2 separate regions of the Homo sapiens genome follow, and region 2 is linked to region 1. A link is an interaction called in ENCODE POLR2A ChIA-PET data of the cell type or tissue named here. Cell type or tissue: A673. All regions are shown on one strand.

Region 1 (2,500 bases):
GAGGCTGGGTGTGGCGGCTAACGTCTGTAATCCCAGCACTTTGGGAAGCCAAGGCGGGCAGAGTGCTTGAGGCCAGGAGTTTGAGACCAGCCTGGCCAACATAGTGAAACCCTATCTCTACTAAAATAACATATATTAGCTGGGCGTGGTGGTGGGCACCTGTAATCCCAGTTACTTGGGAGGCTGAGGCACGAGAATCCCTTAAACCTGGGAGGCAGAGGTTGCAGTGAGCTGAGACTGCGTTACTGCACTCCAGCCTGGGCGACAGAGCAAGACTCTGTCTTAAAAAAAAAAAAAAAAAAAAAAAAGAAATTTTTTGTGGAGACAGAGTCTCACTCTGTCCCCGAGGCTGGGCTTCTCAGCTTTTCAAGACAAGGCTGCCTCATCAGACCTCTGCTCCCTCACATCACCCGTTTCATCCTGGGGCTCATCCTACTGTGTTCCTCCAGGTTACACGCAGCCCCTGAGCTCTTCTTTTGTTTGTTGTTTTTCTGCTGCTTCCTGGATTTCTGTCAGCAATCCAGCTTCACAAATTGCTTGGCTGAGGTTCATATTTGCCGTCTTCCTTTGAAACTGTGATTCACAGTGTACACCCTTTAAACAGAATCCTCTCAGCCTGCAAGACGAAAAGCTTGTTTTAAAAACAAATTGCAGAACAGGCTGTCTACCCAGGGTTTTCACGCAGCATGCTCAGATGGGCAAATATAACTAAGAGGGCACATTCAAAATCTCTATTTTTTAAATGAGCCAAAATGTTTTTAGATGCTGATCAGATGGTGATGTCACTTTGCACCTCCAGGGTGCCCAAAGACAAATCCAGTCAGCTGAGAAAACAAACTTTAAAATTAGAGCTTGAAAAGGAAGACAAGAACATGTTGACCATCTTCAAAGTAGGCTTAGAATTTGTCTAAGATATATTCAAATTGGACGTTTTGATTTATTATTTATTTATTTATTTTTGAGATGGAGTCTCTCTCTGTCACCCAGGCTAGAGGGCAGTGGCATAATCTCGGCTCACTGCAGCCTCTGCCTCCTGGGTTCAAGTGATTCTCTTGCCTCAGCCTCCCAAATAGCTGGGATTACAGGTGCCTGCCACTATGCCTGGCTAATTTTTTTTTTTTTTTTTTTTTTTTGAGATGGAGTCTCGCTCTGTCACCCAGGCTGGAGTGCAGTGGTGCGATCTCGGCTCACTGCAACCTCTGCCTCCCGGGTTCAGGAGATTCTCCTGCCTCAGTCTCCCGAGTAGCTGGGATTACAGGTGCCTGCCACTATGCCTGGCTAATTTTTTTTTTTTTTTTTTTTTTGAGATGGAGTCTCGCTCTGTCACCCAGGCTGGAGTGCAGTGGTGCGATCTCGGCTCACTGCAACCTCTGCCTCCCGGGTTCAGGAGATTCTCCTGCCTCAGTCTCCCGAGTAGCTGGGATTACAGGCATGTGCCACCATGCCTGGCTATTTTTTTGTATTTTTAGTAGGGATGGGGTTTCACCGTGTTAGCCAGGATGGTCTCAATCTCCTGCCCTTGAGATCTGTCCACCTCGGCCTCCCAACGTGCTGGGATTACAGGCGTGAACCACTGTGCCTAACCCTACATTTTCGTATTTTTAGTAGAGACAGAGTTTCACTATGTTGGCCAAGCTGGTCTCAAACTCCTGACCTCAGATGATCTGTCCGCCTCGGTCTCCCAAAGTGCTGGGATTACGGGCATGAGCCACTGTGCCCTGCCTGGACATTTTCATTTAATAAGAAAAGGTGGTGATCATGATAGGCTTATAGGATCATTGGTTTATAATTTTTTTTTTTTTTTTTTTGAGATGGGGTCTTTCTTTGTCACCCAGGCTAGAGTGCAGTGGCGCGATCTCGGCTCACTGCAAGCTCTGCCTCCCAGGTTCAAGTGATTCTTCTGCCTCAGCCTCCAGAGTAACTGAGACTACAGGCACACACCAACATGCCCGGCTAATTTTTGTATCTTTAGTAGAGACAGGGTTTCACCATGTTGGCCAGGATAGTCTCAATCTCCTGACCTTGTGATTCGCCGGCCTCAGCCTCCCAAAGTGTTGGGATTATAGGCATGAGCCACCACACCCGGCCGGTTTATAAATTTTTAACTCTAGACAGAGCTTATGGTTATCACTTCTCCTCCCCATCTGTCATGTGAAGGAGGGAAAGTGATTAACATTGGCCTCTTGGTGTTATTTAGGGAATTCAATAAGGTAATGTATGTTGGCTGGATGTAGTGGCTCATGCCTATAATCCCAGCACTTTGAGAGGCTAAGGTGGGAGGACTGCTTGAGTTCAGGAGTTTGAGACCAGCCTGGAAAACATAGCAAGACCCTACTCCTACAAAAATAATTTAAAAATTAGCTGGGCATGGTGGTTCACACCTGTAGTCCCAGCTGCTTGAGAGACTGAGGTGGCAGGATTGCTTGTGCCCAGGAGGTAGAGGCTGCAGTGAGCTATGATGGCACTGCTGCACTCCAGCCTGGGTGACAGAGCGGGACCT
Region 2 (2,500 bases), 97 kb before region 1:
GTAGGTGCAATGTTTTTTATCCAAATCTGTTTTCGAAGTCTATGACAGCATTTTGCATCTTTTTCTTTACTTAGAGCCTTCATTTATATTAGAACTTCCTCACATCTAAAATACATATTTCCACAATATCTGCACAGGAGGTTCAAACACAGTGATCATGACTGAAAATTATAGTTAATTACTAGTCAGCACTAAAAATAAAAAATTTAAGTTCTTATTCTCATCTAACACAGTATCTGGTTAACAGAAAGTTGCAAATAACTGTGAGGTGTGACATGCTACAGCCTGTCCTTCATCTACCTGTCTTTCCTTTTCCACTTCCTGACTCTTAAATTGTCTTTAAGAAAACATGTCCTGGCCGGGTGCGGTGGCTCATGCCTGTAATCCCAACATTTTGGGAGGCCAAGGCAGGCAGATCACTTGAGGCCAGGAGTTCGAGAGCAACCTGGCCAACCAACATGGCAAAACCACATCTCTACTAAAAATACAAAAAAATTAGCCAGGCACGGTGGCTCACGCCTATAAACCCAGCTACTCGGGAGGCTGAGGTGGGAGAATCGCTTGAACAAGGGAGGCAGAGGTTGCAATGAGCCAAGATCGTGCCACTGGGCGAAACCTGTCTCCAAGAAAAAAAAAAAGAAAAGAAAAGAAAAAAGAAGAAAATACATCCTGAAAACCATTGCAAATTCTACTCATGCCAACTAGGACCATGCCCAGGATTCTGGTCCCCAGTTAACCTCATCAGTGACACATTTTTCTGCCGCTGGTCATAAAATTCAGAGTAAACGATGCCCCATTTTGTCCTTGCACTGGAAGGGTTCTGCTGATGATGCTTCAGTATACTATTAGAAAATTCTCCTCTCTTCTAGATAAACCTGCATCTGTAGACATAAAATGTTTGGGCATATAATTTAATTTCCTAAACCAGCTTCCTTATTGGCAGACTTTGATACTCCTAAAAATGCATCTGTTCCTGACCCCTTTGCAAGCACTCAAAGTATTCATTCTGTAATCCAATATTGGCCTAAACTATGAAATGCTAGAAAATGCTATAATTATCTACATGGGCCACTTTAAGAAAACCTCATGCAATCAGGGCTTAGTACTAACATGAGAAAAGCTAGGATAAACATTAGCTGAGTAAAGAAAAAGTTTTAAAATCACATCAACTTTTTTGGAGTATCCAACAATTTCCACATGCCACTGCTATATGTTATTTTACACATTCTTTTTAACAAATCCCTTCAAGAAAGGTAGTATGCTCCCCATTTTACAGATAAGGAAACCCAGGTTCAGGGAGAGGTAAGCAATTTTTCCAAATAACACAGCTAGAAAGTGGCAGAGCATTATTCCAAAGTCTTTCCACTCCACCACACTATGCCTCATAACCATCTGCAGAAGAGCAGCTTTGGAATGAAGGATATTAGGAGAGGCAAGTGAATTGTCACTGGGAAGTCACTGTGTTGCCCACAATTTCCTTCTTCCTCTTATCACGTCACACTGTCTACAGAAGGACACCTCATGATGAGTCATTTTCTAGTTGGGGCACTCAAGCACTAAGGCCCTTCAACTTACAGACAGTGTAATATGGAAATGTGTTTTAATCCTGGAAGCACTGAGTTTGGATTAATTTCACTTTACTCATTCACAGAAGAAAAAAATTCCTGAGAACAGCTCCTACCTAAAATGCAAGAACTAGAAAAGTCCAAGCCCACCCTGTGAAAGGGCACACCTGGAAGCTCCTTAAGTTGGTGACGGATGACAAGGAAGGTTTAACAGCACAGGAAATTCCCCCATGGTATAAATTATACTAGGTGTGACTGAAACGGCTAAATTAGGTCATGATAGATGGTTGTGTCAGACAGAACAGGTTATGCAAACAAAGACTATGACATGGAGGATGATTTTTGCTGCACAAAAAGAATAGAAAGAGGCGGAAGGAAAAAGCTACAGAATCATAGGCACTGAAGATAAATGAAAACTAAAATAAATGAAGACAAAATTAAATGGCTTCCAGTAATCAAAATTCAATACTGAAACTTTTTTAAAAAGAAAAAAAGAAAAAAAAACTCAATACTGAGAATAGATACAACTCAATGAGAATTGGATATGAAGCACTTTTTTTTTTCTAATAGGAACCAAAGAAATATACTACGGCATAGAAAACTGGCTCAGAACAGGGTATGCAACGGATTTTATTCACACGTGTAAATCTTTAAACTTAGGTCCTAAATGGTCCTATCACATTAGAAGAAAAACAATGTACATAATATTTAATCAATGAGTAAGCACTTACTAGATACACTGTGCTCTTGAGAACTGTTTCACAAGTGGCCTTGCTAAAGTAGAATATCACATTTTAGCTAGAACCACCCAAGTATTTCTAAAAGTGACTGGTATCTATTCCACGCATCAACAAAAGGGAAAAAGAAACTTCTAGAACTTTCCACCTCAAACATTTCACTGAAGGATGATGCACATAGCAATCAAACATTCCGAT

What was found. ChIA-PET counts read pairs that join two places held together with the same protein. Peaks named below come from ENCODE experiments on the same cell type or tissue, not always from the same donor. Only the 100,000 strongest peaks of a DNase experiment are listed, where the experiment ranks them.
Region 2: POLR2A ChIA-PET joins it to region 1 with 18 read pairs; 3 of 35 experiments call an interaction of 5 or more read pairs at or near these places.

Annotation. Positions count from the first base shown.
Region 1 is chr10:34,853,810-34,856,309 of GRCh38, forward strand. No RefSeq gene overlaps it. Among named protein-coding and RNA genes, the nearest start is that of PARD3-DT, 39 kb to the left of the region's middle. In A673, no CTCF peak of the experiment used is centred here; no DNase peak of the experiment used is centred here.
Region 2 is chr10:34,757,067-34,759,566 of GRCh38, forward strand. The region is part of intron 1 of PARD3 (par-3 family cell polarity regulator); the gene reads right to left. Among named protein-coding and RNA genes, the nearest start is that of PARD3, 57 kb to the right of the region's middle. In A673, no CTCF peak of the experiment used is centred here; a DNase peak (open chromatin) is centred at 1,515.